6 separate regions of the Mus musculus genome follow, and regions 1, 3, 4, 5 and 6 are each linked to region 2. The links are chromatin loops, found by intact Hi-C in ENCODE. Cell type or tissue: left cerebral cortex. All regions are shown on one strand. Each heading gives the region's core, and the rest is flanking DNA. Links, peaks and the distances in the headings are about the cores only.

Region 1 (4,841 bases), core at 373-4,372, 120 kb before region 2:
AGGGTCCTATTCAGAAAGTCCTTTCTTGTGCCAATAAAGTCAAGCCTATACCTTACTTCCTCTTCCATCAGAGTCAGGGTCCCTGATCTTATGTTGAGAAGGTTCTTGATCCATTTGAATTTGAGTTCTGTAGAGGGTGATAGATATGGATCTATTTTCATTCCTCTAACTGAAGCAATCCAGTTTGACCAGCACTATTTATTGAAGATGTTGCTTTCTATTTTCTCCAATGTGTGTATTTTTTCCTTCTTTTCCTAAAATCAGGTGCATGTAAGTACTTAGGGCTATGTATAGGTCTTCAATTCTCTTCCATTGATCAATGTGCCTGCTTTTGTGCCAATAGCATGTTGGTTCTACTACTACAGCTCTGTAAGTACATCTCGAAGTCCAGGATGGTGATAGCTCCAGGAGTAAAGTGACTTGTTTTAAAACAGAACCAGCTAGTAAGGAGGTGGACACTTTCTATGGGTTTGGGGGGAGGGTTCTTTGCTTGTTTTGGTTCTCTTCTTTGCAGTGCTGGCAACTAAGCCCAAGGACTCACACTCACTGAGCACAGAGATCTGTTATTTAGCAGATAGTATCCTCTCAACTGTATCAGTGCCCACTAACTCATGCCTAGTTCAGTGAAAAGCTACAGGACCAGGAATGGAGAAGAAAACACTTCGCATGTAAGAAGCTGCGGTTGAGAAATCATTTGAAGTTGCCCCCCCCCAAGGATGAATACATGTTGGGGGCTTAAGCCCCAGTTAAGTGGGAGGATGCAGAAGAGCTTGGGTCTAGTGGGCAGTCTGAGGTCTCTGAGGGGCTGATCTTGGATTGAATTAGCTCACAGGGGATCCAAAATGAGTCCTGTCAAGAGTGAATTGTTCTAAGAGTGAACTTGACCCTGAATCACGCTCTCCCTTCCTGTTTGGCACAAAGTTCTTTTCCTTCTCCACCCCCACCCACCCCCATTCACATTTTACTGCAATGATGGCCCCTCCCATTAGACCCTCAAGAGAGGCTGAGCTAATAGGGCCACTTGCAAATGTCCTTCAAAATCATAAGCTAAATAAACTTCTGTGTAACTATGCAGCCTCAAGTATTTTGTTATAGCACTCGAAAGAGTCCAATGTAGGAGCCTTGCGAACATTGACAAGTTGGGAAGAGTAAATCTCGGGACATATGGGTTATTTAAAAGCTGTAGTTACGACTGTTCATTGCGACTTCTGAGCAGTCTCACTGTTTGCATAGTCTCTTCGATGATTACGTTGTCAAAGATATATGGAAAGCCAGATCTGTACTTCAGAAACATAGAGCTGCAGGAGGTCAGCATGGGTTGCAAATTGCCTTCTTGACTTCAAACAATCACGGTAACAATTAGCATTTTGCTCGCTGCTTTTGCGGCATCATCTCTTCCACGCAAAGGTTGTGAACTGGCTGGCCCCTCCGATACTGTCTCATGCCAGTACTAGGCTTCCCTCCAACCCTTGAAAGTTATGATGTGGAATCTCAGGGACAGTGAGAAAGGAGATATTAGAAGTCAGAAAACCTGCCAAATCCGTGGGCATAGATGTGGATGTTGGGCGTTTTAGAAACACAACAACATGTCTTGTAAAAGAAGCAATTGGCTCACATTTCATTCCCAAAAGTGTACAGGAACTGCCTGGTACTTTTTTAAAAAATCTTTTGAGGTGAGTGTTTGGGATATAACAAATAATCAGCTTGCTTACTCGGAAGATAGACTCGCAAACCTGGGCATTTGGGAATCTAATTTCGAGGTGAAGCCTGGGTTTATCAGAATAAACCACTGACTGTAAAGGAGCTGCATAGAGAGGAAATAGTGGGAGCTGGTAACTATTTTATTTTAAAAACTCAAGCTCCCGTTTAAAAAACAGAGCAGCCATGAGCGTTGGTCTCTTGATCTGGGGTCAAGAAGATCAAATGCTGAGCAGATGGAAAGAAACCTGGGGACAGCGCTACCTGCTCAGCTCTCTGCTCCATCTCCGGGAAGGAGTAGCTGGGCTCGCATCTTCGCGCGGCGCCGCGTAGCAAGTGAGGTGATTGGGTTACACCGGGCGCATCCCGATAGCGGGCGCGGGAGCCACTGGCCCTAAGCCTTTCCAGATGTGGCCGCGGCGCGCGCTGGGCTACGGGCCAAGAGGCCGCCTGCAGCCGCGTCCCGAGGCCGCAGCGCCAGCCGCAATGCCTGCGTCCTGAGCGCCCGGGAAGAACGAGGGTCCTGGGGATCCGCCCGAAGTCGCTCGAGGGTGGATGGGGGACCCCGAGGGCCACGTGATGGCTCGGCCCCTGAGAGGCCCGCTGCGGAGGTCCTTCAGCGACCACATCAGAGACTCCACCGCCAGGGCGCTGGATGCTATCTGGAAAAACACCAGAGAGAGACGGCTAGCAGGTGAGGGGCATGGGAGACAGCCAGAAATTAACCAGAAAGCCAGCTGTTAAACGCGCAGATTGTCATTAACTCTCGAAATTAACAGGCTCATCAGCTGGAATATAGCAATCTCTGATCCTCAATGTTTGGGGGTTGGGGATCCTTTTTATTTTATTTCCTCTTATTATTGTTATTAGTTTGATTATTTCCAATTAGGGTTTTTTTCGGGTTTTGGTTTGTTTTGTTTTTTTTTTTTTACTTTTGTTTTGTTTTCTTTAACCTTGAGAAAAAAAGCAAGGTCCTTTGGGGTGTCAGCGGTGGAGATGACGAACTGCAGGCAGGAGCCTGCAGCATAGTCTATCTAGGGTCATCTTCTGAGCAGATCTGGCCTGAGGTGGCCTGACCTGACTGGTGCAGGCCAGGGCCTGGCAGGGTGTGTGGGTCAGTGGGAATCCGGCCCAACGTCAGTCAGCTGGTGTTTCCTCCAGCGGAAGCTCAGAGTTCCAAGAAGGTACCAGGTGTGCCTGAAGCAGCTGTTGGAACTGCACTAAAACCTCCGTACCTCGGTGCAATTCAGCTGTTCTAGGGCTCCCGTGACAGGCACCCAATGGCAGCGCTCTGGTGGAAGGACTCCAGCAAAAAAAAAGGAGTTCTCTGCCTGATTCTGGAGAGGAGGAATATTCAGAAACTGACAGCAGATAGCATCTAACTGGGATGGGGAGTGACCGGGACGAGAGAGGTATTGCAATTAGCCTTCTCTCCTTCTTTGTACCCTTAGTGGGCTTTACTATGCCATCCACGTGGATGGGCCAAAGAGTATGTTTTTCTTGACATCGCTGTTGTTGTTGTTGTTGTTGTTGTTGTTGTTGTTGTTGTTATATTTGTTATCTGTCTTAGACATGCCTCCAAAGGTTGATCCAGGTTTCTGGGCGACGTTCCTGACAAAAGATCACTTGAGACCAAATAATTGTCTCAAGAACTTGAAGAATGGGAATTTAAGGTGTGTGAATGTGATAAGGCAGATTGTGAAGATAAACACGAAAGTTCCCTACCTTGGTAGGCTGTGTTGGAATGAATGTGATTCGTATATTATCTTTGAGGCAAGGTCTCACAGTATATCCCAGACCTGGCTCCCCCTCAGCTCCCTAATGCTGAGGTTAGAAGTGGGAGTAGTCATATCCTAAATCAATGGTTTTTTTTTCTCTGTTAATCTAAGTAAAATTGCCCATGACAAGGAGAAGTTGAACAATATTAAATTGTTAATTAATATAACGATACTTAATTAATAACACAGGGTACAGAAAACGAGTTACTTTTAAATTTTTACAGTGTTATTACTGCTTGAAAACAAAGTGCAATGCCTTAAGTAAAGCAGCCAAACTTTATAAATTATCCAATCAGAGGTTCCAGTTGACGAAAGGAGGCCAACGATATAAGATATACAAGTATAAGATGCCCAGCTAGAACTGACTGACTTAATAAAAGAAAGAAAAAAAACCATTCCTTCATGATCATAACATTTTTTATTATTAATACAACAACATTTGGACTACGTATTGGTGTTTTAGCTTGAATGAGAGGTTACTTGAAACATTACCATTTTCCAGGATTTCCTCTTTGATTTTCACGAAATGTTGAGTTTGACAGCTAGGGGGACAAATGAATATGAGAATATTATGGCTTGAAAGTTCTGTTTCCTTCACATTTCTTTCTTTTTCTTTTTCTTTTTCTTTTCCTTTTTTCTTTTTCTTTTTCTTTTTCTTTTTCTTTTCTTTTCTTTTTTTTTTTTTTTGTTATGTATTAACAGTCTTATTTGTAGAGTCCAAATGCAGGAGCCAATATAAAGTCAGTAACGCAAACCACCTGGAAAACAATCATTACTTTTGATGTGTGATGAAAAAAACAAAAAACAACAACAACAACAAAAAAAAACCAAAACCAAAAAACTAAGCATTCTGTCATCTCTGGTAGCAAATAGGATTTTGCTACTCCAGTCGCTCTGAAGGAATTCTTCACGTTACTTGGCTCCGAGAGAAGTGTAGGCATGCTGGGTTGTTTATATAGTGGAGAATGTGGGCAAAGAAAATGAACCTGCGCTTCAACTGACGCTGATGACTAGGGACCTGGACACTGTGTGTCCTCCCTGGTCGTTGGCTCATGGCTGACACTGTCAGTATTTGTAAACTAGAGACGGGTCTGTTGCACATCCAAACCTCAAGCGTGCTCACTGCCACTCATCCCTTCCAGCAACTCTCCACTTAACCCTCCCACTGACCAAAACACTAAAGCCCAGCTGTTTGGAGTTCACGGAGAGTCATTTTCTGAACAGCGAAGAAAATTGTTATTATATGACACCCCTGCTTGGCCTTCCCTTGCAGAATGGAGGGCAAGGCGGTAGAAGATCCCCCACCTCCCTCTTCACTGTGCGACAAATGAGGTGACAGGTAAGGGAGTTGGAAGCATCGGTGGA
Region 2 (4,841 bases), core at 367-4,366:
GTTCCTGCTTCTGTGTTCCTGCCTGTATTTCCTTTCTTGATGGACTGTAAGCTGCAAGGTGAAATAACACTTTCTTCCCCTTAGTTGGTTTTGTGTTTCTATCACAGCAACAGCGATACAAACCGAGACACCAGGCAGGCCTGATGACTTGAATTTGATCCTTCAAATTCATGTAAAAGTGGAGAGAATAAACATAAAATTGGCCTCAGACCTCCACACACACCGTAGCATGTGTGTGTGTCTGTATGCACATCACACACAACAACAACAATAACAATAATAGCAGCAGTAGTAATAGTAATAATAATAATTTTTAAATTGAAAGTAGGTGCTGGGGATAGGGGTGTAGCTCAGTGGAAGGGCATATGACTAGCTCTATCCTAAATTCTATGCCTAATCATGCAAAGAGAAAGTATTAGGAGGAAAAATAAATGTGTCTATACTGAACATAGACAAATCTACATAGTGCTTACAATGTATTTCATACTCTAAGAGTTATCAATACGATAATAATTATTTAAAAAGTATCTGGGAGAGTGTGCATAAGCTATATGCAAATTATATGCGACTTAGAATGAGGCCCTAGTGCATTCAGAGATGTGAGTACCAGGTGGGGATGCTAATTGTGGATGAGTCCACAGTTCCTCCAGCATCCACACTTCAGGCGGCAACTTCATCTTCTTGGGCTATCAAGGTCTTCACTTCCTGGGCCCTCAACAGTCCCTCATTTCCATTCACCCCCTTGCTTCCCAGTCTGTAGTCTCCTGGCAGGCAGGGGCCACATGCACCCTGCACTGCCTTTGGGTCTCCAGCATTTGCCTGCAGGTAAATACCCTGGCAACACCGATCTGCCTCAATGAGGCTGAATGTACCCTCCAAACTAAGGAATTCCAGTGTGGTAAGTTGGGGTACCATTGTTGTAAGAGGGGAGAGGCTTGTCTGTAAGCTAGCACATGACTATGAAATCAATCCATTTTCAAATCTAAGGGAATCTACTTTTCTATTTGTGTTTAGCCTGACGTAAGAATAAACTCAGCCCCAATTCTCCTGTTGCCTGTTGTAGTCTCTCAACAGACTACATGTTTTCCACCTATTTCTTTTGCTTATTGCAAAAGCTTCCCTGGGAAGAAGCCAACTCCAGGACAGGGCTATGGGTCCCTTTTGCTGGCTGTTGTATGCTCCAGAGGAGAAACCATTTTGCCCATAGTAAACACTCTCGGTGCTGAATGAATGCGTTTCCATCAGTTAAAGTAACACACACAAAAAGCACCAACTTACTCCAAGGTAAATTTTTATGAAAATTGATGTGGACTTTTAAACACCTTCCACTGATTATATTCTGTCCCAAGTTTCAAAAATGGGGCTTCTGATGACATAAGGAGCCGGCAACTAAGCTGCCGGAGAATCATTTGAGCCTGTGGGAAAAAAAAAATGATCAGCATCTGAGATCATAAACCTGCAGGCTAGGGCCAGTTCGTGAGCAATTCTAAGAGCTGTGACCATAGTACAAATACCAGTTAGAAATATACTGGATAGAGCTGCGCACGCGGTATACTGACTCTCCCCACGTGCTGGGGAAAGCTTCCACAGCTGTGTTTAATCCTCACAAACTCTTTACTCTTGCAGGCTTTAGCAAGAAATGGGTGCCCCCAAAGTCCCGATACTTCTTTTCCCTATTTTCTGACCAAGCGATCTATCTTTAACCTCCGCACTCCGCGCAAGTTTTTTTGTGATGCCAACTGGAATGAGAGGCTGCGCGTACACAAAACCACGCAAGAAAAGGCAGAGGGGAAATTGAGCACGAGGCCCGGATCTCTGCACTCAGCTAAAGCCTCCAAGCTTTTGCCTTTACCCCAGAGGCCAGTAGTTGGCGACTTTTAGGCGCTTCCCGCCGCCGCAAAAGTGCAGACCCTGGGAAAACATTCCAGGAAAGGGGGAAGGAGGCGTGGGGCGGGACCTGGGCGAGCTTTGGGCGGGGCCTGGTGTGCGGTGGGTGGAGTCAGAGCACAGCCCGAGGCCGCAACGTGAATCCCGCCCCCGGGGGCGGGCTCAGTAGGAAGGCGCGGCCCCTAGGGCGCGCAGAGAGCAGAGCACTTCAGCGTTTGGGTGGAGGGCGGTGCGCTCCAGCCTGAGCCATGGCTGTGCGTCCTCGCTGTTGGAGCCACGGCTCCCCAGCTCCGTGCCCCGCTCCCTGAGAGCGCTCCCTTCGCGGTGGCAATCTAAAACCCACGATTTTGCCCGAGCTGGGGCGAAGCGTAAGGAAGCTGCGAACCAGGATGTGCTGACGACCGCGAGAGGCTCGCGTCCCGGCTGCCACCGTGGGTCCCGACGTGGGATCCCGATTACTTCTGGCAGCCTCGACGTTCCCAGTGCGCTCCCGCCGCCCTGCGCCGACCTTAATGTGTAGAGACGAGCCGGACACCATGATCCTAACACGTAAGATGGACTTGTGCCTTGTTGTTGGACTAGTCTGGCTGGGGTCAACTGCTGAGGGGATCCGGGTGAGGAGGACTTGTCACGCTGCCCTGCCAAGTCCGTGTTGTGATTGTGTGTTTTGACACGCTTGCAGAGGAGGAGCCCCAGGCTTTCGTTAGTAGAACGTGTGTGCTTAAGCAGCTTGGGTCAGGGTTTGTTGGAGAGTTTAACACCGGGTCATGTCCCTTGACCATGTATTGCCTGGGGACTGGGGACTGGCGTCCGGGTGACTTAGACTCATACTATTCCTTCTGGCCTCGGGCCCCGAGGGGCGAGCAACCCCTTTTGGACTTCTTTTGGAGACTGTTCCATCTCTTCTTGCCACCCTACAAGTCTCAAATCAGCTTTGTCTTCTCCCTAAGAGTGCATTATTTAAGGGGCTGTGTAGACTTTAAGCTGTACTTCGGGAAAAAATGTTTCCTTAGCACTATTTAAGAGCTCTGTTCTTTTGTTGCGTTCGCCTGTTTTTTTTTTTTTTTTTAAACGCCGGGGATCTCTGAGCCTGGGCGGGCTAAGTAGGGGTTGCTCCTTAGCTACCCACAACCCCCGTTGCACGTGGGGTTCCAGCTAGGAACCCAGCGCTTTCCCGCTGTGTGGTTGGACGCGGTTCCTGAAAAACCCCACCAGATGCCCACGCCCTTGGCGAGGGAGAAAGAGTCCGTGGGCTGGGGAAAGGAAGGAAGCAAGACTCCAGGCCTGTGGCTTTTTTTTTTTTTTTTTTTTTTTTTGAGCGGCGACGGCGTCTTGGACTAATTCCCCACCCTGCGCCCCTGTCCCCTCCTCCAACGTCAGTAGCTGAGAGCCTTTGATCCTTCTTAAGGGTTGCTTCTAGAGCAATAGCCCACCCTGTTGGTGTGGTTTTCTGTCTCTGCGAGTCATTTCAGCGCATGGCCTCTGGTGCGAGGACTGAGGTTGGGGAAATGAACTCGGGACCAGCATCCCTCTTGATGCGCGACCCTGGGGAAGTGGCACATCCTCACTGTGCTGTCCCCAACCCTGAGTAGTAACTTTTGACACAAGTGGAAGTTGTGAGCATCAAATAGGTAAAGTACCTAGCGGGTGACGGATACTGAAGTTCACTCTGTTCGCAAATTATGCCAATAACTAAAAGAGAAACCCTGCCTAAGTCATTAATCAGCGCAGTAGAGGGGGAAGAAAAATATATCTCCCCATCCGGTTTTGCTTTCAATGAGGCTTTTTACACCCAATGTGGTCACCAATGGGCTCATTCTCTAGAGGCGAGAGGTGGTTTCAAGCTGTGGCTTGGTGATTCGGAGGAATGCAGCCTAGGCACGGGCCATCCATTACCAAAAGATTCGTGGGGGTGGCATATGTGACGCATTTGAGTAGGGGAAAAAAAAATCAGGCTCTGGAGAAGGCAGAATGCCCAGTCTCAAGTTACATTTTTTTTTAACCCTGCAGAAATCTGTTTTCTGAAGGGATGAGGGGAAATAATAGCCCAGTGGACTGCAGCCCCTCAAAATGTAAACCTATCAGCGGCTCTAAGAGGTTGACTAATTCTGCTTCCATCTGGACTGCAGGCTAGTCCTCTGCGGGATAATTTGCTGACCATAAGGGTGGAATTAATGGACTACCCGGTGCCATCTTGGCAAGCAGATTGCAGCAGATGGTCAGAGGGGTGCCCTGCGAGGCAGCAGCCCCCCTAACAGAAGAGCCAAAGTCCTGAGGAAGGACTGAGTGTCAAATGGTTAGCAGATGTGCCGTCAGAAGTTATTTCAAGACATTTCCTGAGAAAATGTTGGAGATCGCCTGTGTTCACTTTTATTGAGGCGTGCCAGACTTGCAGCAAAGCCCTAGCCTGGGTGCATAATTTTTTCATTAGTACTACTGTTCAGAGAGTTTCAAGCGAAGCAAGGCAGACAGACTTTCTCTCAAGCTGGGTTTTCTTCTTTTTCCCTCAGAGTTTGCTTTTGACAAATTGCCTTTACTTTCTTCTGAGCCAAATGACACCAAAAGCCCAGGAATAAGGCGCTGACTTTTCCCCAAGTCATAGAGCCTGCAATCTAGACATGTGGTCTCCAGCTTAGGTCTTTGCCCTAGAGTGGATGAAGGCTGCTCTCAGTCACTTGTATTCTAAGTTCCCCTATTTATTTATTTATTTATTTATTTTATTTATTTATTTTTTTTTTGGTAGCTCTAATGCTCACCACTTTCCAAAGAGTGAAGAGGATGGTAAACCATTTCAGATTTCAGTATGCTGAAGCAACCCAAGGAGTTTTCTTTAATTGTGGAATACATGCAAGACAGTTTGCCCTTCGGCCTTATTGTGGTTAAAAGAACAAAGACCAATAGAACAGGCCAATAGATGTGTTATGACCGCAGCAAGCTATTACTAAATCAAGTGG
Region 3 (4,841 bases), core at 449-4,448, 220 kb before region 2:
TAGTCAAGTACTCTACCCCTCGGCTAGACCCTATTGCTGATTCTTGGATCCTATTATATCCTTGAGGGGGGTTCATTCCCTCTACCTATGTTTTCAAATTCTATGATTTAATCCACTCTACAATTCACTTCCATATTAAACCTTTCATCTTCAGGTTTGGACACAATTTTAATTTTACACAGATCTATCCTGAAGCGTGATATGAGCACCCGGAATGCTATCATCAATGGACACTTGGGAGGGGTATTAAAACCTCAAGGTTATGGTGCTGTCTTTTTGGCCTTCCTAAAACTGTATATAACCAGAAGTAGAAATAAATGCAGACATCCCAAAGATGTATGGTGATTTATAATTGCAGAAAAGGGAGAAAATATGAAAGAAGTTTCTTTAAAAATAGTGTCCAAACACATACTTATCAGGTGACCTGTCAAAATATTTCAACGCCGTTTGTGCAATGACTTACACATGACCCTGTTACACATACCAAATGTGGATACAATAAAACAAACGTATGACGGCTGGTTTAAAATAGATCATAGTATTGCTCCAGGAATAATAACTCCGATTGTTCATCAGTTTGCCTAGACTGACAGAAGGGCAATACTAGGGATCAAACCCAAGGCCTTACACATGCTAAGCAAGCCTTGCACCGCAGCCCAGAATGTACCCCAGGCTGGTCTTCAACTTGTAAAGTCTCCTGTTTCGCCTTCCCAAAAGCTGGCCTTGGAGGTGTGCATTAGCACACCCAGCTTGCCTGTCTGTTGTTGGGTCTGATTTCTGTCAGCTCTAAGGAGAGCTCGTGAAGTCCCTTTCATCCTGGTCAGGCGATCTCATGCACAGAGATGAGGAAGGTATCTCACGGCAGGTTCAGTTTGGGTGCAGATCTGGAAGTGGCAGGGAGCTCTCCAGATGCTAAGTATCTTACTGACTCTCTAATGGCCAAGTCAGCAGCAGGCGAGAGAATTAGGTCAGGCTGGCTCAGATGGGTAAAGATGACAGAGTCTTAGCAGCAGCAGCACTGGCAGCAGCCTCATGGATACTGTGTACGTTCAAACTCTAGAGCAAAGGACATTTCTCTAAAACTTGTTGAAATAATAGAATATTGACTATAATATTCTCTTACAGAATACTTACTAGTATTTGTCATTAAAATATTGTTTTGAGATATATTTAGCCCTATGGTGACTTGAGGTGACAGAGTAGGTGGGTTCCATTAGAGGGACCTCCCTGCTTTGCAGAGGTGAAAGGCAGGGGGGATACGAGGAGGGGCTTGTGAGGAGGGGGCTGGCAGAAGGTAATTGCTGTGATTGGGATGTAAAGTGAATGAATGAATAGACAGACAGACAGACAGACAGACAGATCATAAATGAAACAAGTATTGTCTTGAAGTCAGAAAATCTTGACTGCGTGTATTTAAAACCATGAAGCATACAACTTAAAACTATTTCAGTTTTTCATTACTGCTCCCCTCAGTGCCTGTGATTTTTTTTCATTATTTTCCTAGTTTGTTTCTGCATTTCACAGAGGAAACAAACTTACAGTGAACTATGGGTAATTCCATCCACTGTATGCTTGGAAGAAGTATTGCAAAGACTAGCCCTATCGGCTACCCCGTGCATTTTTTTACATTAAATTAAAGTTATAAAACCCAGGCACATAAAAGAGTGTTCTGTTACCCTCTCAGGATGGTGAGAGACATTCAGTATTGTTGTAAATAAAACAAATGCAAAAAATCAGATGGCTGCTCTTAGAATAGCTTTAAGAATAATACATAGCTCTTAAATGTCCCGAAACCAGGAAAATGATATTTGTAAGATGTATGTGCATCTACTTCCTACCAACGAACCTTCTTGACTTCTTGTTAAAATTGTGTTTTGTACAACTAAGCGTCTTACAGTTCACAATAATGTTGCTGCCCTTCATTCCTGTTTTTGTGGAAATTCTAATACATTTAATCCCTTCCCATGGGTTGCCTGTTTATTTTTTTTCCTTTCCAAATGCTGCCATCTTCTGGTCAAATTATATCACTTCATGCATAGCAGAAGGTCACAGTGTCAGGCAAATTTGCTTTCTCCAAACTACTAAGAATTTGTCTTTAGGAGTGACCCAGTTGAGTTTGCCACTCTGATGTGCCAAGCCTGGGCAGACTGAAGCAAGTCCTCAGAACTGTAAGACACAAACTTCACAGAGAACATTCCATGACACGTCATGACACACAGTGCGGGTTACACAAAAAATGCGAACCAAGGGACAGACAGACAAGACCTCCAGGAATATGTGATTTTTGTTTCATGGGCTTCTGATTTCATAGAAAAATATAATGAACTCATGTAATATTCGCTTGTTATTATTTTTACATACTTTGTTTTTAAAGTTGGGCCTCTCAGAAGACTCAGTGCTTCACAAAACTGCTTACCACATAAATGTCCTCCTTTCAATGAAGTGGATAGATATTTTGTGTCTGGCAAATTTCATCTGCCCATATAACTGTTCATATTATACATTTTTGGAAGACTTTTTGTAAACAGTGTACATCTTTCAGTGGCTGGATTTGCTATGTAGACTTGTGATTATTCATTGCTCCCTCCCTCATGTGTGATTCCAAGTCATTCATTTATGGGGCACAATAGACATCTTATAATGCTCCAGGTTTCTGCACAAAGGCACAAAAATATCAAATAGAAACAAAATGCTGTCCCAGACTTGAAACTGTAGGTGCAAATTAGTAGATGTTTTTGGTCAAGTCATGGAACTCTGTGATGTATCCTTCTGTCCTAACTTACCCCAGCAAAAATACTTTAGTTCAAAGACACCAAAAACTAGCAAGTCATGGTGCAGATGTGGGAAACCTCTGTGTAGCTCCTCGGCTACTTTTGCCCCCGATGGTTTCCAGTGGGTTTTTTTCTTCTTTATTCCATAACATGTATATTCTGCTAATACATACACTTCTTGCTAAGTGGCCAGTCATCAAGATTGAACAGGTGAAAAGGCTTTGCACAATGAGAGTTCCCTTCACCAGATTGATCCTTTTACTATTTTAGGATCGACTCTTGACTGGAAAGAGCCTGCTTCATCATGCATGACTTACACAGATGCAAGCAGGATGTTACTTATCCAATGCTTCGAAAGGATGCCGTGTGGCATAATCTTAAAGGAAGATCAAAAATGGAATAAATGGGTGTCCCCATCCTCACATTGATAGTTGTGAATCCATTAAACAGCTCTTGCCTAGCTCCACATATGTGTCTGCATTCTCAATTACTTACCATTGCTAACTCTGATCTCACGTGTTCTACACTAACCATTTCTTTCTCAGTATTCAAAGACTAGCTGATGAAAAGAGTCCTGGGCAGAGATTAGAGCAGTGTTTCTCAACCCATCAAAGGTTGCTGAGCCTTTCATGGGGGTCACCCAAGACCATCTGAAAACACAGATATTTACATTATAATTCATAACCGTAGCAATATTACTATTATAAAGTAGCAACAACGATGATTTTTTTTTGGTTGAGTGTCACCACAACATAAGGAACGGTATTAAAGGTCACAGCACCGGGATGGCTGAGAAGCACTGGATTCGAGGAAGGGGTGTGCCTTCACCCTGTCCCTGATTCCAGACATCAGCCCTGCTTCCACACATTGCTGAGCCAGTACTCCAGGAAGTACAGGCTTAAACAAATACAGGAAGGAAGACGCTTGTCTGTGGCAAATCCTAGGAATTTGGCCCCGTTCACCTGCAGTATCCCACTCTTTCCCTATGATTGAAGAAAACAAGTGAATGATCACCAGCGTGTTGAGGAATGTTCAGCCTAATGCAAAATGGTCTGTAATGCACAGTAAAAGGCAGAGCTCACTCTTTTTCCGTTGGAAGATGACAAGACTGTAGACAAGCCTCCGTCTTTAAGTGCTTTGTCTTGGGGCAGGAATAAAAGCAGTAGTTTAAACGTTTTTCAGACACTGACAAGCAGAATATCATTATTCCCTCCAAGATACTTTGCTGCTGATGTCCGCTAAGTTTTCCTCCTGTTTTCCTCCCTTTGTTATCCAATCCTCTGATGAATTATTTACTCCATAAAATGCTGCAGGCACTTTGCTTTCTTTGAGTTGGACGAGGGGACCCGGCACAGAGTGCATAAATGACTATTTAATGCTCATCGTGTGTGACGATGATTGGGGTGGTGAGGAGGAGAGCACTTCCAGTTTTGATAGAAGATTTGAGAAATTTCGAATGGACTCACTCAGCCTGACCTTTGCCAAGCTCTGTCAGAAGGTTGAGTCCTCTACTCTGATACAAAGCCCACAAAAAGCTACAAAACCACCGACCGTGCATTTCCAGAGTCAAATTGCACAGGGCTAACTTCAACATAAAAACATACAGCTCTCAGGTTTCTATATATACCTGCTCATGCAGAAAGTGACACTTTATATGTCCACATACTTTGTCTTTTCTTCACACTTTCTCTATTTAATTCTATTTTATTATAGTGCTGCACTTAGATTAACTTTTGAAAAATAACAGAAATCTAGAATGCATGCCGCTTTCATAAAACAAAGCACCATGAATTTATAAATCATTCCTAGCATTTTCTAAAAATAGGTATGTTTTATTTACGACTGCAGTGTATAAGGCTATGTGTTCTCTCACTTAGGATTTAACTAAGTCAGTTTTAAAGGTTTTTTGTTGTTGTTGTTGTTGTTGTTGTTGTTAACCTTTTTAAAGAGATTTACAAATGTCTGGTGAGTTTGTGGAAGTAACTCTCCGAACAAGATATAGTGAGCTTTCTAGGATAATAAGACATTTTTCTGCCTCAATCTACATAGTCAATGTGTTCCTTGAGAGTA
Region 4 (4,841 bases), core at 582-4,581, 81 kb after region 2:
TTAAGCCCATTGGTTTACCTCACTAGACCTGGATGGAATTGTTTTTTTGGTCATTGGTACCTTTTCTGTGGTGAATAGACATTTGTTCACATCTCCCCAGGAAAAGCTAATGGGACATTTAGTAAAATATATTTTAATTTAAAAAGCATATGTAGCTTGACCAATGTTTTCCAAAAGTTATTAAGTCATTCATGGCTAGGATCCAATACTTTATTATGAATACAATACTTTGGTAGGTTTTTTTTTTCTCTCTCTCTCTGATACATCTGAAATAAGAAACTCACTTTTAGCCTTTAATTTCAGTTCAAAAGTGTATGCTTAGGAAAAACAAAAGGGTCGGGCTGTGGTGGCGCACACCTTTATCCATCCCAGTACTCCAAAGGCCGGCAGATCTCTGAGTTCAAAGCCAGTCTGGTCTATAGAGTAAGTTTCAGATAGCCAGGTTAAACAAATTCTGTTTTGCAAAACTAAAATAAATAAACAAATAAATAAAAATTTAAAAATGCACAAAATTGTATTATCTGAAGTTTTTTTTTTTTTTTTGGTTTTTCGAGACAGGGTTTCTCTGTATAGCCCTGGCTGTCCTGGACCTCACTTTGTAGACCAGGCTGGCCTCGAACTCAGAAATCCGCCTGCCTCTGCCTCCCGAGTGCTGGGATTAAAGGCGCGCGCCACCACGCCCGGCCTTATCTGAAGTTTTAAGCACTCTTTAGGGTCTTGGAATGGAATGTATCTTTCCCCATAAAAGGCAATGGACTGCTTTATTAATAATCTACCTTAGAAATGTCTGTGAAATGTCTAGATATTTTTGTTGTCTTTGTTTAAAGAAACAAGGTCTCAAGTGACCTAGCTGACTTTGAACTTTCCACGTAGCAGAAGACAACTTGAACTCTCGAGCCTCCTGTCTCGTCCCCTCAAGGGCTGGCTGGGTCTCTAGGCCTGGTTTGTAATTTTCACCTTTTAAGAATACAGTGGGTTCTGAGATGGTAATGTATGTGTGTCTCAAAAGACCTGAATGCAAATGAGGCACCAGGTTCTTTTTTTCTTCTTCTCTTGAGACCAAGCCCCTGCCATTGAGACAAAGTGAACATTAAATGGGGGATAGGGGAGTGGGGGTGGGGGGATTGGGGTGGGAATAGCTTAAGGCTTACTTACAGAAATGATCCTTTGCTTTCCTAATGCTGTGACCCTTTTAATACAGTCCCTCATGTTGTGGTGACCCCAACCTTAAAATTATTTTTATTGCTACTCCATAACCATAATTTTGCTATTGCTATGAATGTTAATATAGATATCTGATATACAGGATATATAATATGTGACCCACAGGCTGAGAACAGCTAGTTTATGGGTCCCCTATGCCATAAACCACAGACTCTTAATTTCCTCACTGAAAAGGAGATATTCTGTGAGGCAATAGCTAACCCACTCCATTTTCATGTAAGAAACTCAAAACAGGCCACACCACCTTGTCCTATCCCAAGGCTTATTATGTAGGGGTAGCTACTAGGAGAGGTCCCTTCAAAATGTATTAGATGATAATTCAAAATATTAAGAGCAGTCGATATTGAATGGGGCTCTGAGCGGAGTTAATTCAAACGACTGCCATAAAAGGCTGTTTCCCTGGGCTGGCTAAGACAGTGATGTCACAGTTACCAAATTTCCTGCACGGTCAACAGGCCTCCCTTTAAACTTCTTGGATTCGGTCCTCTTCCTTAGGAAAAGATCACTGGTTAGCCTTTTTACTCCTTTGTGGTTGTATCCTGGCATTCTTTGTGAATATGGGGCAGATGTGTTAAATAGGGGCCAACAGCTGGAGTCAGGCTTCCTCTGTGAAGGCCCGCGGCAGGGCTCGGTTCCAGGCTGCCCTTTGATATGTTATCTGGGGCAGCAGTGACCAGGCACCGCCGAGGTTTCCAACGGCTTCCTTCAATTTCCTGTATTGTTATGATGGTGGATGTGTGTGCACACGGACACGTGTGTGCAGAGGAGAGAGGAGGCAAGGGGCGGCTTCTGCATGCATTTCATGAGTCTCTGCGAAAGGTTTTCAGCTAGACACGCGCGCCTAATGGAAAAAAAAAAAAAAAAGACACCAGTTAGCCGCAGCGAGGGTTCCTCACGTGGCTGCCACTAATTACCCGAGTGGATTTGGGCAAGGTAGTTCATCTTCAGGCTCAGGTCTGTTTCTGTCTGAGTCTCCTCCCGGCTCAGATTCTCTGGCTTCTGCTCAAAGGTTCACTTTCTGCTCCCCTGGGTTTGCTGTTCTGAAATCCTCGGTTCCCTCCCGTATGATCTGACACCGTGCGAGTCCATGTGTTCTTAGCCTTTGTATTCCCTTTAGTTAATTCTCTATTATCCTCTTGCATTTCCGTGCTTGGAGACCGTCTCCTCCGCGAGCCTTTATTACCCAGGCCCCATTGTCGCTACACAAATATTACAAATGTCAGGGCTTTATCTGCCAAGAAAGGCCACAATGTGTTTGCTTCCTGTTTTGTCCCTGGAGCTTCTAGAGTTTGGAGATTGGGTTTCGTCCTGACAAAGGTTGACCAGAGTCGCTGGGCTGCCTGTCACTTATCCAGCTCTGTTCTGTTCTTATTACATTCAATTAGGTTTAAGTGTGCACCCGTGGCATTTTTAATTCATCTGTGTCTTTATCCGAGTAGGAACATTTAAAATAGAACCAAATAGGAAACTTGTTTGACAGCCTTTGATTGTCCCACCCTGACGGCTTCCTGGGGGTTCTCCGCAAGCGGGTTTAGCGCCATCTAGCGACTCAATGGAAAGCTAAAGCTTTCCTGATTAACAGGTATTTGAAATTTTGCTGGCTGAAACAGGCCAACATCTGGGGAAGCCTTGAACTTAGCTCTCCTAATCTCTAGGAGTGTCGAGATTTATTTATTTATTACAAACCCCAACGATGTTTTGTGACCTACAGAATCTCCGGATTCTCCACGAAAAGCAAAGATTTCTCAGTGTTGTGTTTTAGATCAGAGTCATATTTGGATTCTAATTTTTCTTTCTTTCTTTCTTTTTCTTCATGTTTTTTAAAATTTACTTTTTACTTAGTCACTTTACATCCCGCTCACTGCCCTCCTCTTGGTCACACCCCCTCCCAACCCTCCGCCCCCCACCCCCCAATCTTCTCTGAGCTGGTGGGGGCCTGCCTAGATATTCCCCTACTCTGGCACTTCAAGTCTCTTCGAGACTAGGCGCTTCACTTCCACTGGGGCCAGACAAGGCAGTCTGGCTAGGAGAACGTATCCCAGGTACTTGCAACAGCTTTGGGATAGTCCCCACTCCAGTTGTTCGGGACCCACATAAAGACCCACAGCTGTACATCTGCTATATATGTGCAGGGAGGCCTAGGTCCAGCCCGTGTATGTCCTTTGGTTGGTAGTTCAGTCTCTGAGAGGCCTAAGGGTCCAGGTTAGTTGACTCTGTTGGTCTTCCTGTGAAGTTTCCATCCCCTTAGGGGCTTGCAATCCTTCTTCCTATTCTTCCATGAGAGTCCCCAAGTTCCATCCATTGCTGGTGTCTGCATCTGCGTGAGTCAGTTGGTGGGTGGAGCCTCTCAGAGGACACTTATATTAGAATCCTGTCTACAAGCATAACAGAGTATCATTAATAGTGTCAGGGATTGGTGCTTATCTTAGTACACTGGAGCTGACACTCCAGAAGAGGGCATCAGATCTCATTACAGATGGTTGTGAGCCATCATGTGGTTGCTGGGATTTGAACCTAGAACCTTTGGAAGAGCAGTAGTCAGTGTGTTCTTAACCGCTGAGCCATTTCTCTAGCTCGGATTGGTGCTTATCTATGGGGTGGGTCTCAAGCTGGGCTGGTTGTCGGTTGGCCATTCCCTCAGCCTCTGCTCCATCCCCAGCCCCTGCATTTCTTGTAGACAGGACTTATCCTTGGGTCAAAAGCTTTGTGGGTAGATTGCTGTTCCTGTCGCTCCACCGGGGTTCTGTTCTGTTTCTAATTTTTCAGGGTGATTTTTGTGTTCTTAGTATAGGATGCTGTTGGTAATTACGCTCCTGTGTAAGAACATGGTGGTTGTTTACTTTCTGATCAGCCTCAATTTTTCTGTTTGCTTTTTCTGTTTCTTAGGTGTAAATATTTCCAAGAAACCTTCTCAATCTTTATAAAACCTTCTGCCAGCCCCAGTATGATTTATGATACCAACAGTACACTTTTCAGCTATGTGTGACTTTCCGTTTTCCAAGAGGTCACTGTGTCCTGGTGTAAACACACAGGGTTGTTGTCGCTTACTGGGCATTGGGATGTTTTTGATAGGGCTTTATAATTTGGCCATATTTAACTTTTTTTTTTTTTTGGTTTTTTCGAGACAGGGTTTCTCTGTGTAGCCCTGGCTGTCCTGGCACTCACTTTGTAGACCAGGCTGGCCTCGAACTCAGAAATCCACCTGCCTCTGCCTCCAGAGTGCTGGGATTAAAGGCGTGCGCCACCACGCCCGGCTCATATTTAACTTTTTATTTAATATTTTAAAACCTTTAGGCTCATAAAACTCCATGAGATGAATACTATGATAATTTACTCTCCCCTTCGTGTTTACAATTTGGAAAAGAAGATAACAGAAAACAAAGTTGGCATAGGCTAATGGTGTTGGATTAATCAGAACACCATGTACAGTGTAGGGGGCCTTTGTAGTTGATCACATTTTACAAACCAAAGTGGAAGGGATTCAAGCTGCAGGAGGGGGCATATCTGTCTGTCTGTCTGTCTGTCTGTCTGTCTGTCTGTCATGTGCTCAGAAAGCTGCTGGAAAGTATTAGGAAAGTTGTTGTTATTTATTATTATTATTATTATTATTATTATTA
Region 5 (4,841 bases), core at 261-4,260, 370 kb after region 2:
TAAAGGAACTAGAATCCATTACATACGAGCCAAACTGTCTTCAGTCGACAAAGCTGCGGAATGCTTGCATTGTAGTGATCTGGTTTCTGCCACAGGGAAAATGTTTTTCTTCTATATTCTCATTTAAAAACCTTTAAGCAACTGTGGGTTCGTGTGTATGAAGGTTGTGGAGCCCATCTGAGGAACCTGGAGACTTTCACTCTCTAAGGTGTGCTTTGTTTATTTAATAGTTTAATGGGGGGGGTTGGTGTATTGCACTTTTTAAATTAAAATTTAAAGGTCACTCACAAAGTATCGGGCTTCTTTTGGACAGTTCATTTCTTCGTTTGAACTCTTAATAAACTTTATCACAAGTCAGCACTAACCAAAGGAAGTGGTCTCTGGACGTGGAATGTGTGTGTGTATAAAGTTGGCAGATTTCAGTTTTAAGTCTCAAAGTAATCACACCGTGCATTCACAATCCCTTTGCCTGTTCTGGCCGGCCGTAACCCAGGGCATCTAGACCCACCCAAAGTTTCCTTTCTATGGCCAGGAGGAGTCGGAGTACCTACTCAGGTGCTGCAGGTTTGGGGTCACAGCACTGCTGGTGCACATACGAACTGCACAGCGCCCAAGTTATAGGCCTGGGGATGGACCTCGGTTACAAGAGGTGTCAGCTCGAAGGCCGCCCAGGAGACTTCGGGCTTTGTTCAGTCACGAGCCAAGCCCTCCTCGTCAGAGAAGCCAATTAGATCCCCGCTGGGGATCATCTGATCTCACGTCCCTCTCCAGGAGGGGCTCAGAAAGGGCGGGACCAGCCGGCCAGCTCTGGTGAACTAGGAGGCCGGCCGCATGTCGGGAGGCCGGGCGCAGAAGCCAAGGCCCGCCCCGCTCCGCCTCGCTAAGCCTCGCCCCTCCTCTGTAGGCCCCGCCCCCAGGGGCTCCCCGGGCGCGCGCCGCCCCGCCATGTCCGCGCGCCACGCCCCCCTGCTCGCCGGCCGCGTGCGGAGCCGCGCGCCCCGGAGGTTCCCGGACCGTGGCGGCGGGCGGCGGCGGCAGAGCAGCCCTGTGCGGGCCATGTCTTCTCCGGCCGTGGCGAGGGCGTCCCCGGGCGGGAATCGGGAGGCGTCCGGCGGACCGCGGAGCCGGAACGGGCCGTGGGAAGTGGGCGGCGGCGGCGAGCGGTTGGAGCGCGCGGGCGCGGAGTCGGGGCGCTGGGAGCTTCTGCTCCGCCGCGGAGAGCTGCTGGCGCTGGGCGGCCACCTGAAGGGAGCGCTGGAGGCGTTCGCGGCTGCGCTGCGCCGCGGGGCCCCGGCCAGGCCCGAGCGCCTCGGGTCGCTAGTGGACTGCCTGGTGTTCAGCTACCGGCTCCGCCACGGGCTGCGCTGGAGCGCGGCACCCGCGGCGGGCGCGGCCGGGCTGCTCAGCTGCCTGAGCTGCCGGGGCTTCCTAAGCGAGCCGGTGACCGTGCCGTGCGGCCACAGCTACTGCCGCCGTTGCCTACGGAGGGAGCTGCGCGCCCGCTGCCGCCTGTGCCGGGACCGCCTGCCACCCGCCGCCGCCGCCTCGGAGGGGACCCCGCGGCCGCCGCCCCTGGCCGCCGCCATCGCCGACTTCCGAACCAGCGTCGTGCTCAACCACCTGGCGGAGAAGTGGTTCCCGGGCCAGCGCGAGCGCGCGCGGGCGGCCGGCCGCCTCGGGGAACTGCTGCACGAAGGGCGCTACCGGGAGGCCCTGGCCGCCGCCTGCGACGCCCTGCGAGCAGGTGATGCGGGGCTGCGGTGTGGGGCCGGGCGAGCGGGGATCACGAGTGTGGGAGGGGGCGGCGCCCCGGGGTGCTTCGGTCACGGTGGGGATCGCCTGGGAGCTGCAAGTGACGCGGCGCGGGGAGGGGCGCGGATGCGAGGTTCCCTCGTGCGCGCGCCCAGCGGGGACCTGGGGCCGCGGAGCTTGGGCGCGGGGTGGGTGGGGGCCGCAGGCTTCCCTCAGTACTCTGGCCGGGAGCCCCAGCCGGGGTGGGGGCGAGCATCCCCGGGCTTGGCGGGAGCTCGGGGGATACCGTGTCTACCTTGGTCGTGCACTAAAGTCACCGGGGCAATTAGAAGCCGCGGGAGGGCAGAATTGCATAAGCTGGGTGGGGGGGCGTTGTGTAACGGGTGACGTTCAGTGGGCGTGGCGGGAGCCCGGCGCGGGCACCGGCATCGGGAGGCCCAGCGACGGCCCAACTCCGAGTTGGTGGCCGGCTGCCCCCGAGGTGGTCACCTCTTCTTACCTGCAGGATCTCTTGCTCCTGGAACCTCCTCCACCTGCCTGTCTCATATCCTGCTTCCTCCGCCCTCTGTGCTGCTCCCTTGTACCCCTGGTGTTGGTAGAGAAGTAGCCTGTGTGAGGAGTTTGCCTTGCTCACAGTAGACCTGTGAGGGGAAGCTTTGTAGGTCTTTTGTTTATATTTTCATATCCAAGAAACAGCAGCTTGGTCCCGTCTCCTGCTTAGAGCTTAAGTTGGTTTTTAAGCTGGGGGGTAGGGGGAAGAGGGCCATGTAAACTTAGTAAACCCGAGAGTTCCTCTTTAGATCCTGGAATGTGGTTGTTCTCTACTGACTGGGGAGGGGACCTTATCTAGAAAAGCACGTAGAGACATCTTCGAATGGCCACCTCTTTTAGGAGTCCTGTCAGTACAGACATCTGGTGGCCCTTCCAAGGATGTCACTAAACATTCCTAGGCTCACAGCCGCCTATGTGAAAGACTGATCAGGCCCAAATGTCAACTTTATCATACATAGTTGGTCACCTGATGTTGGCCATGCTTTATGTCTGCTGCCTACCACGAGAAATTACTTATATGAAATCATTGACATTGGGAATTTTTAACTGATTTAAGTATTAGATAAGTTATAATCTTGTAACTGAAATTATTATCTTGACTCTTTTAGTCATCCTGAGCAAGTGACAGTAGCTTCAGGAATATCTTTCTGGCATGTTTTCATTGTCTCCCAGAAGCTTCATGAGCAAGCAGTAATAAACTAAGATGACAAACCCAGAACACTTTGGAGTCCACAGTTCTGCTGGGGGTGACTCTGGATATCTGGGTGAATAAAGTTGAGTGGGGGAGCTGGAGCCAACTGACCAGTCATCCAGTATCAGGCTGCGGTCAGACCTTAATGAGGAAGCAGAGACTGGACGGGTGACTTACCAACAGTCACTTGGGTGGTGGCTTGTCTGGACAGCTTAGACCCTCCACTTTCCAACCTTCTGTGCCCAGTATTGAGATTCTAGGGTCTACCGGGATATCATCTTGAACAGAAAAAGCTGGGAATGATGAATTCTTTTGTTTCCAAGCTTCACAGACCAAACGTGAGATTTGCTTACAAGCTGTGGAACCACCCCCTTTTCAGGACTTGGATGCAAGTCTCTTCTTGCCTTTCACTTTATTATGTTATTAGGTTTTTATTTTTCTTATTTGTAGGCTTGTCAAAAACCAGTAATTCTACACCTGATTGTGTATCTCAGCGATACTAAAGTGATAATATTTTTCCCTTGAATTCTTTGTGTGAGATAAAAGGAGAATAGTTATAGAGCCAAACATATTTGAGTTGGTAGAGGGCAATTGTATGTGGTTCATAATTTATGGGCATTAATAAGAGTAGGCGGATAGCTCCGGGGTAGCGTGCTTGCCTGGCACATGTAATGTTCTGCTCTGTATCCCTAACCTTCCGAACAAGCAACGCAGTCACTCTCAGAAATCTGTTTGTCCGCTTGTTAAGGTTAAGTTTTGTTTGTTGGTTTGGTTTGGTTTGGTTTGGTTTGGTTTTTTTTTTTTCTTTTGGAGTTGGTGAGTTATTATCTATGGAAGCATTTGAAAGGCATTTGTATCACTGCTCAACTCTAGTTATTAATGACACCGTCCTTTTTGGTAATGAAAAAAAAAAGCCCTTGCTGTATTTTTTTCATGTTTCTTAGAATGAAACAAATATTATTAGAAAAAAAAAATCTAGTCTGCAGTTGGCCCCCACACAACCAAACTTAAACTTGTCGGCAGAAAAAGAAAGCCCAGGAACCCTTGCCAACGTCAGAATTCCCATTGCGATTACATAAGGGTCTGTTGCACTGGAATATATTTAGATAACATTTAATCCATTGATCTTTTGGTATTAACTCTCAGATGTTTCATAACTTTCTTCTTAGTATTCAAGGAGCTTATGTAAAAGTCTTTTCTGCATGGAGTCTTTATACTGGAGTCTTTTGAACGGATCCCACTGTGGAGTGGATGGAGTCTTTTTATTCTGGATTTTTTACACTGACCCCTCTCTCCTGTGTTCTCCACTCTCCACATGAAGACAGAACGGTGTGGTTGACGATTTGAACTGGCTTTAAAAAAAAAAGTCAAAGTGTATGTGCGTGCGCGCTTGTGGTGTGTGTGTGTGTGTGTTTGTGTACAATTTTTTATTTAAATTGTTTAAGGAAGGTTTTTTTTTTTTAGTTTTTTATGTTTTTCATTTATTTACCGTTTTGCTCATGCATACATACATGCTGTGGTGTGCATATGGAAGTCAGAGGACACTGTGGGAATGAGAGAGAGCTTTCCATGTCAGACCTGGGAAGAATGGCTTGGCAGCAAATGCCTTTGTCCATCTCACCAGCCCAGACTTTGTCTTTTTATTATTAGGTTTGTACGTATTAATGGTTCCTACAGAGGCCCTGCAGAAGGACGTTGAGGCCTCTAAAGCCAGAGATGTTTTATAGTTCGTGACAAAGCTCTGCACACTGGAGGCAGACTACCTACCAGAGTCCCAGTAGCCGTCACCTGGTGTGTGACCTGGGTATGTGGCCTGACCTCTCTGTGATCTGGGTTCCTTGTCTAA
Region 6 (4,841 bases), core at 298-4,297, 450 kb before region 2:
CTCCCCACCCATCTTCTGCTCATGCAGTGAGACATGAAAGACACAAAATAATCCCCTGGTCTCTACATAGCAAACCAGAATATTTTTCAGAGGAGCTTGAAATCAAGACTAATGATTAAATAACTACAAATTATCCATAAGAAGAGAAAAGACACTCTGGGTAACTGCCAGTGTGTATTTCTGTCAGAGCCTGGGAACCACTCGTCACTAACTCCTTGAATTGGAACAACTCTAAGCTACTTTAATAAACGGGGAAAATCACCTTGTCATTGGGGTCTCAGTTCCATTCCATATGAAGAGCATGTCGCATTCTCTGCTCAGTTCCTTCTGTCTCAATTGACATTCTCTTTCTCACTCAACCCCTTCGCCAGCAACACAACTTGGAATCCAACATTTTCAGAGCAACATCAACCTAAACGTGAGCTGGTTCAACACCCCTCTACCCTGCTAGACATTTAATAATACTGATACACAATAGTAGAATTCCCGTGATCAGGGGGTCCTTACAACCCAGCTCGTGGCTGTCTATTTATTTAGCACTATGTTACTGTGTTTTATATGTCTACAATTTTCAAAATTTTGCAAGGGTTAAAGGCATTTCGATTATGACCAGCTAGTATAAAGTTGACCACGAGATGGCGCTGTTTCATAGGCCAAGCCGCTGAGAAGGCTCTAGTATCTTCTGAAGTGTGTTAGACAAGCTGGCTACTGAAATCTTAATTCATGTCAGTAACAACTGCACTAGTCAGTGCAGTGATAGGATACTTGTTCATGTTCACATAAATTTTAATGGAGTCCTCGTGGAGACATTTCTCGTGTCTAGAGTCTTTTCTAAGATCCTCACGGTATATGAAGCTGCACTCCACTTAAGGGGGCATCTAAGTTGGAATGGCGTCTGATGTCACATGTGAGTATCCAAGTTCTTTAAATTTACTGCCAAAGTGAAGTGAAATTAAATAACTGTCTAGAAAAAGATCATTGGACATGCTGCATGGAGTTGCTGTGATTATGAAATCGTGTAACAAATGTAAACACTGACCCCAAAACACTTTAAAAAATAAATACATAAATACACACTCTCATAAATACACATTCTTACATGCTAATGCGTTGGAAATACATCTCAATTTCACGCTGACTTGTATTTATTCTGTTAAAATATGTTTGCATAACCATTTATGTAAAGCATTTTAAACAAAAATCATTTCTTCAGATCATCATATTAAGAGAATTTTATATCATATTTAGGGTATTACCAAGAATTAGTATTACATTTAGTTAAGTACCTGCCATATTCGAAGTGCTTAAGAAATGACAGTGAACAGAATAGAGGGCAATGTCTAACCTGAGGAAAATCAGACAATGTCCATCTCTTTTAATACACACAGAGAGAGAGAGAGAAAGAGAGAGAGAGAGAGAGAGAGAGAGAGAGAGAGAGAGAGAGAGAGAGAGAGAGAGAGAGAGAGAGAGAGAGAGAGAATGAAGGCTGCTTGCACTGGGGATGTGATGTGGGGGTTGAGTACTCATCTAAAATGTCTGAATCTCCGGGTCTATCTCTAGTATCCCCCAAAAGTAAACAAACAAAAAGGGCTTCTTACCAAAGAAAGACAGCCTTGCTCTAATCAAAGAAAATAACTTGTACAAGGACAAAACAAACCAAGGTCTTCACTGTGTGACTATGTAATGCTGGGAAAACGGAGGGAGGAAAGGTGGAAATGGGCAAAAGCAGAACCATGTAGGGCATTATGACTCTCCGTTAAAGCAGCTCGGTTTTAAGCTGAAGCATGACGTCATTGTATTATTCCGTGTTTGTTTCACACACATAAACATGATGTAAACAATAAGTGATGGGCTGAGTTGCTCAGTTATGTTGCTTAATAATTTCCAAACTAGAGCATGTTTATAAACCATGGCCCTTATACTATCTGAAGGCTTAAGAATAAACATTCAAAATCCTGTGGTTTCAAAAAATTTCAAAGAGTTGCTTATAAGGGAATAATCTTCAGACCACACTGAAAACACTGAAATTACTTCCCAATGGCATTGAGATCCCTGTCAGGGTGCACATTTTCTTCAGTCTCAAATGGAGGAACTGTTCTCTAAGTGTGTGCATTTCCGTCCAGAAGGTGGCGCTGTTGCTCTGAGGCTTTGGTTCAACCATCCTGAAGGAGGATGGAGTCATGTGCCCATCACTAATGGTGTGCAGGAGGTATGTCTTTTTCTTCTGAGTCCTGAGAAAGCTGGAAAGGTTGCTTCTCTTCCTCCCTTTCTTTCACTGAAAATCATGTGCGATGTGACAGGTTCCTCTTCCTAAACTACCAGGTAAAAGAAAATGCCCTCCCACCTAAGACATTCCTGAGAGCTGTTCCCTCACGTTCCTGCCCCTGCACACTGCTCTCTCCACTCCCAGCTGGGTGCTAGGCACGCTCACTGAGGCATTGCTTCGGGCCTTCCCAGCTGCGTTCTGAATTCATCCCACAGAGCCCCTCTGTATCCAGTCCTACTTTTCAGGTGAAGGATGAAGGTTAGAGATGAAAGAGAACTTCTATTTTACTGACAATTTTCCCTGTAGGTGTAGAAAGATTTCCCTACTCCGTATTCATTCACCTTAAAAGGCTTTCATGCAGATTAGAGACCAAAGGTCCTTTGTCCCAATGGCCTTCTTCCTTGGCACAGAGCAAGTGGTAAATCTTGACTAGTGAACAACTAGGGGGGGTGTGGACTTGAGGGTAGAAGTCTGGCTTATGTCCCCCAAACTTGCCAAGGTCCTCAAACAGTAGGAAGTAGGAAGTGTAGAGTTGTTGATAACTGAGATGGGCATTCTCTTACTGGTCAAAAAAACGGTTCTGATCAAGCAAACCAGGCCATGATCAATATTTGTAAGAGCGTGGGAAAGGCTGCTGAAATGTGAAGTTCTGAAGATCCCAGGCATTTGACAGCACCCCGGGTTGCTTCAGAGAATTTGTCTGAATGCTTACAGTGGGGATTTAGACCAGCAGTGCCGTTTACCTTTAAAAGTCGTGTTAGTTTCCCTCCTATCTGTGGAAAGATGCCCTTCCTGATTTCAAGAAGACCTGTCCTACTTAACAAAGTAGCACTTCCCAATGCTGACCCACTATGTGCAAAGAAGAGATTAACTGGAGAGAAAACAGTCAAGGACAACAGGAGAGAATCATTAAGATGGGAAAATATAAAGCTCGTATTAGTAACGAGATAGTAAGAGCGTTGAGAAGGCTCTGCTGTTAGAATCTCCATCAATACTACATGGAATATGTCCGGTACAACATAGGAGCTGAAGAGATGAATATCCTATTGATGAATGGGTTGATGGAAGGCCTTTATAGAGTAAACTACTAAGTCCAAGTTAAATCTCTGTTTCTGAACTTGGCAGGGAGATGGAGATAAAGTATTCCAATTCATCTGATGACCTTTGTGCAAAGACTTGGACAAGCACAGATTTTCTTCCAGTATCCTATTCTTTTTAACAATGGGTCTTAAAGAATATCTTTGCTATGATGGGGAAATAAGAGCCGAGTATTGAGAACTTAAGGAAGAAAGCAGATGGAGCAAGTAGGCTACTGGGAACCAGAGTCCTGAGAACCAAGCCAGAAAATGAGGGAAGAAATCTAAATTATCCTAAAGAATCCTCAAAGCTAAGTTATCCTCAAAATGATGGGGAGGGAGGAAGAAGTTTTGAAGACAATAGAAAAGAAACGTTAGATGCTGTGTTACTTTGCTTTCTATTACAGTTAATAAAACCCTGACCAAAACCAACTTTGGGAGAAAATGTTTTATTTCCACTTACAACTCTCAGATTCCCCCCCCCCATCACAGAAGGAAGCTATAGGAAGAATTCATAACTAGAACCTGAAAGCAGGAGACCATGAAGGAATGCTGCTTTCTGGCTTGATTCCCAGGATCTCATTCAGCTAGCTACCCCTCTTATACCTCTAGGAACACTTGCCCAGGGATGGTGCTGTCCACAGTGGGCTGAGTCTTCCCACACTAATCATTAATCAAGAAAATGCCTTGTAGTCTACCCTACATCACAACTTGATGAGGTCAGCTTCTCAATCAAGGGTCCAGCTGCTCAAATGACTCTAGTTTGAGTTGACTTTAAATAAAAAATGAAATAACCAGCACAATCGGACATTAGATGAACATCTCAATGCCTGTCCTGCACTCACCTTCTCGAAGCTAGCTTGTGTGTGTTATCATCTATGCACACATCCTGTCTTCCTCACCTCTCCTTGGTACAGCTACACAATGGCATGGTAAACAAATTCCCCAGGATAGCTACAGGATATTTTGATGAAGAGCATCTTTCAGAAGAAAGACATGCCTTTACAACTACTTAAAATCACATTGGAGTAGACAAAAACCACTATCATTGAATAATTAGAAAACAGACAATAGTCTTGGCTTTCAAAACTCTAAACTGGTTAGTTTCACTGTGTGGTGTTATCAGTCTCAATGAATTTTAAAAAGAAAGACAGCTTGCAAATGTAGTGTGTATGTGGCAGAATAGGTTAGAGATATTTTGATCTTGTGGCTAATAGTGAACTTGCGGAGTTATTGGCAAAACTGACAGGCCATTTTGGATGTATATCAAAGTCAATAGTGTTGTTATGGTGTATTTATTTAATGTACTTTTTATCTAACTTGAGTTGGATTTTCTATGAATTCAGATGTTGGTACTGCCACTATTAGATCCACTCAGCAAATACTATAGCTGAAGATATCTTCAATTTATATTTGTCCAGAGAGTTATTGGATTGGCAATATCAGATATGTTGCCTCTCTAAGCATACTAAGAAAAAGCAAGTTGACCTAACCAATAA

The links. Peaks named below come from ENCODE experiments on the same cell type or tissue, not always from the same donor. Only the 100,000 strongest peaks of a DNase experiment are listed, where the experiment ranks them.
Region 1: it touches region 2 in a loop (4-fold over the local background); 6 of 42 quality-filtered maps call a loop at or near these places.
Region 3: it touches region 2 in a loop (2.3-fold over the local background); 10 of 42 quality-filtered maps call a loop at or near these places.
Region 4: a loop joins it to region 2, with 4 times the contacts of the local background. A loop is called at or near these places in 15 of 42 quality-filtered maps.
Region 5: it touches region 2 in a loop (7-fold over the local background); 2 of 42 quality-filtered maps call a loop at or near these places.
Region 6: a loop joins it to region 2, with 4 times the contacts of the local background. A loop is called at or near these places in 10 of 42 quality-filtered maps.

Annotation. Positions count from the first base shown.
Region 1 is chr8:36,730,139-36,734,979 of GRCm38, reverse strand. The region is part of intron 5 of Dlc1 (deleted in liver cancer 1); the gene reads left to right. Among named protein-coding and RNA genes, the nearest start is that of Dlc1, 220 kb to the left of the region's middle. In left cerebral cortex, for the core only: CTCF peaks have their summits at 2,366 and 4,002; DNase peaks (open chromatin) are centred at 2,177 and 2,936; H3K4me3 peaks cover 1,468 bases; H3K27ac peaks cover 1,173 bases.
Region 2 is chr8:36,611,154-36,615,994 of GRCm38, reverse strand. All of the region lies in intron 5 of Dlc1 (deleted in liver cancer 1), which reads left to right. Among named protein-coding and RNA genes, the nearest start is that of Trmt9b, 160 kb to the right of the region's middle. In left cerebral cortex, for the core only: CTCF peaks have their summits at 1,842 and 2,041; DNase peaks (open chromatin) are centred at 2,620, 3,085, 3,420, 3,814 and 1 more place; H3K4me3 peaks cover 2,881 bases; H3K27ac peaks cover 2,816 bases.
Region 3 is chr8:36,829,243-36,834,083 of GRCm38, reverse strand. All of the region lies in intron 4 of Dlc1 (deleted in liver cancer 1), which reads left to right. Among named protein-coding and RNA genes, the nearest start is that of Dlc1, 120 kb to the left of the region's middle. In left cerebral cortex, for the core only: a CTCF peak has its summit at 2,026 (motif pointing left); DNase peaks (open chromatin) are centred at 862 and 2,001.
Region 4 is chr8:36,530,626-36,535,466 of GRCm38, reverse strand. No RefSeq gene overlaps it. Among named protein-coding and RNA genes, the nearest start is that of Trmt9b, 75 kb to the right of the region's middle. In left cerebral cortex, for the core only: a CTCF peak has its summit at 2,760 (motif pointing left); a DNase peak (open chromatin) is centred at 2,718; H3K4me3 peaks cover 843 bases.
Region 5 is chr8:36,245,470-36,250,310 of GRCm38, reverse strand. Lonrf1 (LON peptidase N-terminal domain and ring finger 1) reads left to right here and starts at 952. Exons shown (of 12, transcript NM_001081150.2): 1 at 952-1,744. The coding sequence starts at 1,057. It overlaps Gm35712 (a long non-coding RNA gene), which reads right to left and starts at 2,405. Exons shown (of 4, transcript XR_870368.3): 1 at 2,252-2,405. In left cerebral cortex, for the core only: a CTCF peak has its summit at 2,333; DNase peaks (open chromatin) are centred at 2,109, 2,553, 3,136, 4,064 and 2 more places; H3K4me3 peaks cover 3,865 bases; H3K27ac peaks cover 3,548 bases.
Region 6 is chr8:37,059,790-37,064,630 of GRCm38, reverse strand. No RefSeq gene overlaps it. Among named protein-coding and RNA genes, the nearest start is that of G630064G18Rik, 38 kb to the right of the region's middle. In left cerebral cortex, for the core only: CTCF peaks have their summits at 638 (motif pointing right) and 2,110 (motif pointing right); DNase peaks (open chromatin) are centred at 638 and 2,134.